Linked DNA regions of Mus musculus: all the other regions are linked to region 3. A link is a contact called in ENCODE Hi-C or POLR2A ChIA-PET data. All regions are on one chromosome and are shown on one strand. Each heading gives the region's core, a stretch centred on a gene start or an enhancer-like site at or near the end of the contact. The rest is flanking DNA. Distances are from core to core; before and after follow the strand shown. Region 1 overlaps Grap2 (GRB2-related adaptor protein 2). Region 2 overlaps Enthd1 (ENTH domain containing 1). Region 3 holds the start of Grap2 (GRB2-related adaptor protein 2).

Region 1 (3,660 bases), core at 793-3,292, 43 kb after region 3:
GGGCCGGTGATATCTTGGCATTTTGATGCTGTTGTTTCGAGGTTTGCATGGTGTTGTTTTAATAAAACAACAGGAGAATTTTTAAAACATACATTCTAAATATAGCCATGGTAAGTGACTAGTGTTTAAAAGAGAGCGTGAACTTGAAAACCCTTGAATGTGTTGCAGGGGGTGGGCGGGAGAGAGGGGGAGGGGAGAAGGCGGAGGGAGGAGGAAGTGGGGGGGCTGCAGTTTGTGTGAAGTGACACACGGTTCCCATTTCTAAAATTGCCTTTGAGCCCACGATTGCCCACTCTGAGGTCAGCCAGTTTATTGCAGTCATTGCCTCTTTGACCAAGAAGTAATGGGCTTGAATTTCCATGGTATGTGGGAATTGCTGCTGTCAATTTCTTAGCTGACAGCCAGCCACCCAGGAAGGTTCAGTAGGCCTAAGCTAGTTAGCAATTATCCTGACCTGGTGGGAGGAAGGCCCATGATTTTGCTAGTACCAATGGAGGCCAAGAAACCAAGCAGAGCAAGCACATAGCCTTAGGAAACATCAGACACTCACTCTCATATCTTGCTTCTTTCTCCCATGTCCAGTCACCAATAACAGCAATAAATGCTGAGCTCTAGAGGTAGCCCAATGGTAGAGAGCTTGCCTAGCGTGCCTGTGAAGCAGTAGGTTCGATTCCCAGTTCTGCTCCACCCCCAAAATTACAATGAGTGCCCACTGGTAAAACCCTTGCCACATCCTAGATCACAAGCACGCAAGGGCCGCTTGGTCTTGGCGGGTTCTTGTCTCTAGGCGTTGGTGAAACTTGGGTGGTATGTTCCCTCCCCCAGCTGCCCCCCAGCTTCCTGTTCTAAGCCAGCCACACCATGATCTCGCCCTGGGTGTTTGGGCAGAGTGTAGAAGCCAAATCAGTTTCCTCCTTTCTCCTTGGCAAGTCAACCTTCTCCTCCTACCTAGTGAGTGGTCTCCATCCCACGCCACGGCTATATCTTTGGCTAACACCACAGCCAAGGCTCATGGCCAGGAGAAAGAAGTTAGCACCTGCCCAGGGGAAGTGAGGGGAGATGGAGGCTTCAAACGAGAAAAAAGGAGCATATGCTTGGTGGATTTACACTTTTAAAAGCAGTTTTGACATTTGTTTTTCTCTACAAGAAATGTTGGTAGAATACTCCGATGCCAAAACGCTTTGGGGAAAAGACACTATGAAGGCAAATGCCAGAGCTGAACGGGGCTTTCTGCACTCGCTTTCCCTGGGAGGTGGCAAGTGAGGACGTCATCTGAATTCTCAGAGGGGAAACTGAGGCATAGAGAACTAAGAGTCCTCAGCTGCCCAAGTAAGCAACAGGGGTTTAAAGGCAGGTTTGCCCCGCCCCTCCCCTCCCCGACCTCACCCCACCCCTCCTCTGTGAGCTTCCCTTCTTCTGAGGCAGCCTCGCCTGACAGTTTGACAGGTTAAAAAAAAAAAAAAGGGGGTGGGGTGGGGGTGGGAGTTGTCTGAGTTTAATAGAACATGTGTGTTAGGGTTAAGGGAAAAAAAAGCAAAAGGGTATTTTTCTTCGATAAAGTTTGGGGGTGAATGACACAATATGTTATAAGCACAAAAAAAAAAAATAGTTGATTATATAAGCCAGGCAGAGGGGATTACAGAGAGGGCGTGTGATGAGAGCTGGGGATGAAACTGAGGTATAGGCAGAGGGGAGGGGGCCTGCCTGAGGACAGCGTCCTCACACCTCTCTTCCTTTCCACTTCCTCTCTTCCCACTCCTTCCTACAAAACCAAAAAAAAAAAAAAAAAAAAAAAAAAATCTTGCGAAGGAAAAAGAGGGAATTAAAAGAAAGAGAGAAATAATGCAGGAGCCCTTAGAGGAATGCAGTCGCCATAATCACGGTGACAGGACCTGCTTAAGGGCTCCCCACCCCCACCCCCACTCCACCACGTGTACGTTTGTCTGTGTGTCTGAAAAACATCCTGCTTATATGCTTCCCACAACCTGAACACCAAGTGCCTTCCAACCCACAGAGAAGCTTCCCACTTGGAAATCAGGAAAGCAGAAGAGACAGATCCCGGGGTTGGCAGAAATCTCCAGGAGGGGCCTGGTAGGTAATAGGGCCTCGCGCAATGTAGTGGTAAAGCCTGGAATGACCTGCCCCACCCCCACCCACCCCGCAGGCACGTCACGGTGATGACGGACAGAGCCTCAGGCTTCTCCAGATGAGGAGGAGAAAGTATGATCCTCCCTGCCTGCCCGCTCAGCCACCTTGCTGCCAAACCAGCTGCCCCTTTGTCTCCTGTCATTAGAGACAGCTCTGTTGGTGGCTTCCCGCAGAAGAGAAGCAGCAAGAAGATGAACTGTTATTTGGGGAACACACCTGCGCACAGGACAGAAATGGATGGGAGTAGGGGGTGGGGCCCCGGAGGCTTCTAATCAAAAGCCACTTCCTCTGGGTCTCCAAGCCCAGTCCTGACGGGGGATTTGTGCTCCCCTGGGGCATAGGAGTGAGAAAATAAAGAGGGCAGGAGAAAAATAAGAAATGCCCTGTACGCCCATGGTCACTTTGGAGGGGATGGAGATCTCCGCGTCCTGGATAGAAGTGATTTGGGTGGGATGTGCTTCGCTAGTCTTGCTTTCTTCCGTGGCAGCGGAATCAGAGCTGTGCATCTATTTTCTGGAGGGAGATCACTTGTCTCCACTGAGAAGGCTGTTTATTCTCCTAAAAGATCCTAAACCAAAAAAGGAAGTGATGGAGTCTCTCATTTAAGTGGACCAATATCTAGAGGAATCCCTGGCTACAGATCAATGAAGAGAGTCCTGAGAGCCACCCCTGGATGCAGGGCCACCTGCAGCAGTGATCTGGGGCAAAAGCAGAATAGCAAGGGTCCATCCGTGCATGAACTGGTTAGAGCTGCCCGGTTCTACACTCTCTGGCCTTAGATTCAAATCTTTGAAGAAACAGAGGTGGATTCTTGCTAGGAAGGAATTCGCAGGTCACTGCTTTAAAGGCTCAGAGGATCCGTTAGCGACAATTCAGGACGACACAGTAAGGGGATGTGTCTGACTTCTTAGACATTTGGCAGGCAGGTTAACATTTCAGTTCTTCAAGAGCCCAACGTGTAGAGAAGCCAAGCCTCCTGCGTCCCACATAAATTGGTTTGCGCCTCTGGTAGAACATTTAAACAGAAGCTGACAGGGAGCTGAAGGGTCATTGTCCATCCAGTGATTACAGATTTTTCAGGCGCCATTTACCTATGCCTTTTTGTCCTCCCCTGCTAAGCTAAATGCCCACTAAGGCAGAATGATCCCAGCCATGGCTACAGCAGTCAGGGCAAGGAAATGCACACACTAGGAACTTGAGAGATGGCTTAGTGGAGAAGGTGCTTGCAGAGAGGACCAGAGTTTGAATCCCTGAACCCACTTAAAAGCCAGTCAGGCATCGTTGCTGCCTGTGTTCCTAGGAAGTAAGAGAGAGGTGCTCCACTGAGGCAGGCTTGTGGGCCCACAAGACCAAGACTGGCCAGAATTGCTAAGCTCTGGGTTCAGCAGGAGACTCTGCCTCAATCCCTAGAGAGTGACTGAGAAAGACACCCAAGTTTGCTTTTTAAACATCCACAGGCATGTACACAAATGTGCCTAAATATCTATGAATGCACACACATATATGAACCAC
Region 2 (3,499 bases), core at 84-2,583, 36 kb before region 3:
TCTCTGTGCGCACTGAGCAAACACATCATCAATACGTGATGGAATTGCATCTTATCTGGCATTATACTTTTCATTTTAAATGCATTATTGGATTTTTCTTGGAAAGCCATCCATACGCTGCAATAAATCAACTAACACAGGCACGCAAAGAAGGTTTGAGCGTGAGGCTAGGGAGATTGGGCAGTGGGTAAAGTGCTTGCGCTGAGGGCAGGAGAACTTGAGTACAGATCCCCGGAACCCACCTCAAACCTAAGAGTGGCGGCATGTGCCTGCAGCCTCCATGCTGGGAAACCTAGACCGGAGGCCAGAGATGCACTGACCAGCCAATCTAATCAAACTGGCACGCTCTGGGTTCAGTGCAACCCTATCTCAAAAAATAAGGTAGAGAGGAATTGAGGAACACATCTGTCTCAACTTCTGGCCTCCACTTGTACCTGCACAGACCAGCAAGTGTGTGCACAGACCAGCAAGTGTGTGCACAGACCAGCAAGTGTGTGCACAGACCAGCAAGTGTGTGCACAGACCAGCAAGTGTGTGCACAGACCAGCAAGTGTGTGCAAAAAGGTTACTTTCTCCAGTCTCGTCTCCTAGCCACTTCTTCCTCCCGAATTTCCTTTATATTTTTAAACCCTGTTCTGAACACCCCTAGTTTCTGGTGGACACCTCACAGTGTGTGCTGGGCCCTCTCAGTGTCATATGAAAAGCGGACGTCTGCTGGAGCTCTTGGGGATGATGTCAAGAGCGGTCTTTCCCTGACGACAGGGGCACCGTTTAGATTTGGAGATTTAAAAAAAAAAAAATTGTGTCATGCTACCCTTTTGTCCCGACCAGTACCTCATCCTGCAGCCTGAGCCTCTTCCCAGTACCACAGAAACTCAGGCAGCTGTTGCTTCCATGCAGGCTCCCCGACTTATCCGTCCTCTCCTCAGACACCGCTTCCTCCTCAGAGCTGCATTTCTCTGAAGAAGCCCCACCTCATCCATCAGTTTATCCCCCCTCCTTTGTGTCTCCCCCTGGCATCTGCCCCTGCCCACTGTCACCTGTGTGTTCCCTTGTTGTTTGCTTCCTCTCTGGGAATATAAACCCCATGAGAGGAGTCTTACTCCAGACACTGATGGCACATAACATATATTCAATAAATATTTACTAAGTGAATGAATTAAGAAAGAAACATTATCAAAAAGTTTCAAATGTTCTCCTGGCTATGGTGTAAATGAAGCAGATTGCTGAAAGATGCTGGGAGCCAATTTACAACTTAGCTGCCTGAGAAAGTTGCTTGGCTTAAAATAGCCTCCTGCAATACCCCCAATTAGAAACTAGAAATCATGGGCTGGAATTGGAACATTTTACTTAGAATCTGTGGGGACTGGTGGGGTGCAGGAGAAGCTCACTCGCTCCAAGTGGCAAGCAGGCACAGCAAGCAGAAAGATGGTTGCCCTGGTGGGAGCCTCCTCCCTAAAGCATCCGACTCCCACAAGGGAACAGAGCAGCTTCAGGAAGGCCAGGCCACTGCATTCTGCCCCAAAGAGGAGTGGGCATCTCATTTCACTCTGCCTAATTCCCTGAGCTACCATTCTGTGCCCTCTGTACCAGTCAGGGTTCCTCTAAAGCCCCATATCAAGAAGTAAGAAAAGTCAAGAAGAGCCCCTAAGTCTGTTTCAAGGAGGAGATAAACAACAAAAGCATCCATTCACTTCTATGCTTCTGAAAAGACCCGAAGGAAGACACAGCATAAAACCCTTACAGCACAGGAAGGACAACAGCTTCCTGTCTGAAAGAAGAAAGGAATGGGGCAAGATTAGAAAACACAGATTCTCTGAACTGCGTCTCACTCCAGTCTGAGGGCTCCCTCTCCTTCCTCTAAACTGAAGGAATCCAGGATGGCTGACTGGCATGGTTTGAAGCAGTCACGTGCACTGTTATGGCAGAGGGTGGGGGCTACAATACACAACCTCCAGTGGCAAAGCACAGCATGAGACTTCGAGGTGGCTTGGCAGCTAAGGGTACTAGTGACTCTTGCAGAGGCCCCAGGTTCAGTTCCCAGCACCCACGTGGTGGCTCACAGCCATGATTCCCTCCAGCTCCAGGGGATCCAGCTCTCTTCTCTGGCTTCTGTGAGCACCAGGCATGCACGTGATGCACATATATCATGCAGGCAAAACACCCACACACATACAGTAAAGATAATAAATATTTTTAAGAGAGAATCACAAAGTGTGACAAAAATATTAATAAAAACACATAAAAATTAATAAAGACGTAGAATGGGAGCAAGATCAATATGTGGTAAGTTATTTCTCCACCGGTGAAATGAGCCAATCCAAGCCAGATCAGAGTACATTAAATGCAGGCTTATGGGAAGCTGCTCTGGGGAGGGCAAGGAAGGAGAGAGGGGAGGGGAAGAGAAAAAGATAAAGTGCCCATGCAGAGAAAAGGAAAGGGGGAAGAAGAGGAGGAAGAGAGGAAGAAACCAAAATGTCCGGGTTACATAGCCTCTGGGGGAAGGGCAGCTCAGCCCCTGGACTGGAAAGTTCAGGGTTGGGGGTGGACTATGCTAGGTAGGGACTGAGGGATGCTGGGAAAACCTGGAGGCCAGGTCTGCTCTGATGTGTAAAAGGTGCACCTCAGCCCCTTGTCCTGGGTCTGAAACCTAACAAGAAAGAAGGAGGGCCAAGCAGAAGGCCAACCTGGGCCCTCTCAAACACAAGGTAAGAGACTGGAGATGAGCACCACTAGAGCAGCTGTGCAAGAGACTGGTGTCCAAGCATAGCTGCTTCTGCAGCCATTGAATCATCCCTTGAGCAGCTGAGAGCAAGAGAGAGTTCTGAGCACTGAGGACACAGCAAGGAAAGGGGACAAGTGCATGTATGCACTGGGTGAGTCACCCAGCAAGTATTAACAGGGTGATTTCAAGCCAAAATGAGTTTTCCAAAGAAAGTACGGAAGGGTGACATGCTGGACATGAATGTGGGGTGCAGTCACATAAGTCTTAGTGAGGAGGGTACACAGCCCTGGCCACTTAGAGACGTGACACGGTTTGAAGCTGCCCACTTGATAGATGGCTTTTCCTCCAACATCCACAAAGGAGAGGACTCTACTTGCTTGTCCCCAGGACATTCAGCAGTGTGTGAAATGGAGACACATGGCAAGGAACGTTTCCCAAATGCTGGAGAAGGAGAGACTCAGAGGTTCTGGGCATTAATGTCTGTTATAGAAGAATATGTGTGCTAAGAGATATGCCTGTCTTCAATAACACTCAAGATATGTTAACAGTCTGCCTGCCTCCCTCTTGAACAGTCCTACCCACATCCTCTCTTCTAACTGCATTCCTGTTGCAGTGAATTTTACTTCCATTCTACATGGGCAATATGAACATACAATGCCCCTCCCCCATTCATATATCAGGTCTACCAACCAAACCCACCAACTCTATCCTTCCTCTCCATCTCCCTCAGTTCAGATCGTGTGTTGCCTATAGTAAGTAGCGTGTTATCTACCT
Region 3 (3,531 bases), core at 196-2,695:
AGGCAGGCATGGTAGTACACATCTATAGCCCAGCATTGGGGCTGGCTGGACCCAAATCTTGAGGCTGCAGCTGGAAGTCAAAGAGTTCTAGGCATAGCCTGGGCTACAGCACAGAAGAAAACATGTCTCAAAAAAAAAGTGAGAGATTATAATGAGAAAAGGGTTTTTAAAATATAAATCTTCAAGCCCAGTGGTGGTAGTACACTCCTTTAATCTCAGCACTCAGAGGTAGTGCAGGTACATCTCTGAGTTTGAGGCCAGCCTGGTCTACAGAGCAAGTTCCGGGAAACTCTATCTTGCAAACCAAAAACTAAAATAAAATAACTTTTTAGTAAAGTTTATCATTTAAAGAAGCAATGAGATACCGCCTCAGAAGTCAGGAATGAAGTCTAAGTTATACTCTTAGAACTTCAAATTGAATCAAATGGGGAAAAAACTATGCAGAGATTCATGCCGGAGGTATCCCGAAATGTCCCTCTTCTCCTTGGATCCAGCCTCCAAACTCTAAAGGCCTTGCTTAGCCAGTTGAAATGCGTCTCCTTTTTGTGCAAGAGATACAAGAACAAAGAGAAAGGAAGAGAGACTTCAACGGGCTGCAGGTGGTGTGGGGGCAGGGAGAGTTAGAAATATGGAGGTGAGAACTGGGGAAGTTGAGGGAGATGATGATTCTTAAATTGTCAGAGAGCCTTGGGTCCAGCTTGCTCAAGAGAACGTGAAGTCCCACGGGTCCAAGGAAAGATCTGCACTCTTGACCATAGCAAGCCTGGACTTAGAACCCCTGGCTTATCGGCTAGTTAACCCCCATAGTGTGTGTCTGTGTCGTGTGTCTGTGTCACTAACAGAACTCCTGGCTTAGAGAGCCTCCCACTGTTTTCTTCCTTCTCTCTTGGGTCAAGATTTGTATCACAAGCTAAGAGTTATGTAAATGGGTTGGCTACACTTAGCAAGCGGTTTCTCTGAGATTTTAACATCATGATTGACCAGGGAAGACTTTAACTTTTTCCCAGTGGCCTTTGCATTTCTCCGGATGGAATGATGTGAAAACAGGCTTTTTCCTTGAGGCCAGCAGCAGCTTGTTACCGGATCATATCCAAACTCAGAAGTTTTCTTGTGTGAATGTGAGCGTTGGGGGCAGGCGTGTTTTCAGAAGTTTTCGTATGTGTATGTGAGCGTTGGGGGCAGGCGGGTTTTGTTAAAACTGAAACGAATAGGAGCAGGCATGTTTCGGTGAACCTCCTGCGTTTTGGTTCAACTCTAGCAGCTAGAAAACAAAACCACATAATCTGAGGCTCACGCCCAGCTCTGCGCAGCAGGGTGTCTGCTAGTTCCTGTGTGGTTTGCCTGCAGACTGGCTGGGGGGGAGCTTGGAGGAGGGCAAGGGGCAGGGAGGAGGAAGCTGTATTGATGGATCTGGGGCTTGCGACCTGCTTCAGTGTGGTGCTCAGAAACCAGCACAAGGCAGACCTGTAGGCTGAGGCGGCGCGGTAAACTTGACATTTGAATGCATCTTCCCACTGGCAAAAGGCAATTCTAATAACTCGTTGTCAAAGCCGAGATACACGCTCAACTCAACCTCTTCGCGTCCCAAAGGTAAGTCATGCGTCGTGGGTGCACGCCCTCTGGAAACCTTGAGCGCTTTTAAGATTCTGTTCTCTGTAAGCCAAATCTAATGAAAGCTAGTCCTACTGGTTTTCTGAACTTTGCTGGCAATACTTCAGCCATCAGCCTAGGCTTCTTATCTAGTTGGCTTACGTTAGTAGGGATTGGATTCAACTTCTGTCAAACGAACTAGAGAAAACTTGGTCTTTACTGGGCCCATGGGGGAAAAAACGGCAGTTCTACTAACTGGCTTCAGAGCGATCTCTGGGAAAGACCTTGGATGTTGAGGTCCCAGAGGGGGAAAAAAAAATCCCCCTTCAATAGTGAAGTCGGGGAGTGGCAGGTGGTAGGGAATTGAGCCCAGACTCTGAGGACTTGCTCAATTTTTTCACCAACTCCAAACTGCTAGTTCTGGCGGCATTTGCTCTCTTTACGAAGAACACTGGTCTGAGTTCCTTTAATAAGAGAAAACTTCCCGTGGGAAGACATGAGGAGAGGGTGTTGTCTATCTTTGTCTCTTTATTAATAGTTGTGTGGCATCTTTAAAGACCATCTCTGGTTTCTGCTCTTGTCCCCATCTGTTTCAGAACCTGAGAAAGGAATGCAAAGACCAGGTTTTCACTGACTTAACCATGACTGCATCCACTTAACCTCAAGTGCAGCCTTGTTAATAAGGCATATGGAACACTTTGTATATCATTAGAAGTACTCATCCAGAGATAGACTAAGGGGGGCTACTTGGTCTCCAAACCACCGCAGGGATAAGGCAGTGATGAGCACACATTGTTGGAGGGTGAGAAACTTCAGTGGAAGAGCCTTGCATATGGGTCCATTTATTATAAACTGCTAATTTGTTATAGGGTCCCTTTTTTTTTCTTCTTCATTTTTGATTTCAGAAAGAACGTTTAGTTTAACCTGGTCTCTTTTAGTGAATCAACATGGCCTACAAAGCTTGATATTCATAGTATAATTTTAGAGAGGCCCTCTTGAAAGAAGCAGCCACTATTAAGTAGTGTCTCCCTCTCCCCCCCCCCACCCCCCCACCAAGGCAGGGTTTCTCTGTGTAGCCCTGTCTGCCCTGTCTGTGTAGCATAGGCTGGCCTCGAACTCACAGAGATCCTCCTGCAAGTAGTATATTTCGATGCCAAGTTTTTAAAAAACTTCTAACTTATTCCCTTTTTAAGAATTTTTTTGTGTTTGTGTTCTGGTTTTCTGTAAAAGGAGGCAGCCCCACATCACTGAAGAAAACTACCCTATTAAACTCAACCCCAGAGAGTCTCCCACATAGTAAACTGTAATCTTATTCTCCCTAAATTGTAATAGCTTTCATCTTTTAAAAATGGCTTTACTGAAGCTGAGGGGAAGGAGGTGATCGATCAATTCAATATAAAGAAATGCCTTTGCTTCTAACAATAGCTTCCACGTCTCAGGCCTTCATTGTTTTATACCTACCCCAGAGGGACACCATAAGAATAAAAGAGTTAACATAAATACCATGTACCTTAGGGAAAGGCGCTGTGAAAACGCATGATGGGTCCATTATTATTTCTCTAAATCTTAATCATTTTCCTTCTCGTCTCTTGTACAAAACGCATCTCTCCTGCTGCCCAGAGCCTGCTCTTTTGGAACCATTGCCTTCTGGAAGAGCTGCCAGTGATTTCCATGTGTCTGTTGATTCCCAAAGAATAACACCTGCTGCTGTTGGCAGCTTAAAGAGCTCAGGCCTGAACTTGAACAAAAAAAAAAAAAAAAAATATGTGCCCCTTTTCCTGGCTCTAGAAAAGTCTATAATTGTTCACAAATATGTCATTAAGTGTGATTCCATCAGCGTTTCTTAACTGAGCAACAGTTGCTGCTGGGTGAGTCCAAGAGACAGCACCTGCAAGCTCCTGTGAAGCAAGGTCAAAGTGGGGCAGCCAGGTAGCTCAATGA

Evidence for each region. Hi-C counts contacts between places; a loop is a spot of excess contacts on that map. ChIA-PET counts read pairs that join two places held with the same protein, here RNA polymerase II (POLR2A).
Region 1: a loop to region 3 is called in a map of v-Abl transformed pro-B cells, with 2.9 times the contacts of the local background. The contact joins the enhancer-like site here to the promoter of Grap2 in region 3. A Hi-C loop is called at or near these places in 4 of 37 maps with a recorded cell type or tissue (T-helper 17 cell, mature B cell, regulatory T cell and 1 more).
Region 2: a map of v-Abl transformed pro-B cells shows a loop between it and region 3 (1.9-fold over the local background). The contact joins the enhancer-like site here to the promoter of Grap2 in region 3. A Hi-C loop is called at or near these places in 1 of 37 maps with a recorded cell type or tissue (v-Abl transformed pro-B cells). POLR2A ChIA-PET finds 5 or more read pairs at or near these places in 1 of 5 experiments (embryonic stem cell).

What each region holds. Positions count from the first base shown.
Region 1 is chr15:80,613,857-80,617,516 of GRCm38, forward strand. All of the region lies in intron 1 of Grap2 (GRB2-related adaptor protein 2), which reads left to right. Among named protein-coding and RNA genes, the nearest start is that of Mir6957, 30 kb to the right of the region's middle. Within about 2 kb of position 2,043, at least 1 of the 3 ENCODE cell types and tissues checked has a DNase peak (open chromatin) inside an H3K27ac peak, as active enhancers do.
Region 2 is chr15:80,534,881-80,538,379 of GRCm38, forward strand. All of the region lies in intron 1 of Enthd1 (ENTH domain containing 1), which reads right to left. Among named protein-coding and RNA genes, the nearest start is that of Enthd1, 24 kb to the right of the region's middle. Within about 2 kb of position 1,334, at least 1 of the 3 ENCODE cell types and tissues checked has a DNase peak (open chromatin) inside an H3K27ac peak, as active enhancers do.
Region 3 is chr15:80,571,152-80,574,682 of GRCm38, forward strand. Grap2 (GRB2-related adaptor protein 2) reads left to right here and starts at 1,446. Exons shown (of 8, transcript NM_001289442.1): 1 at 1,446-1,590.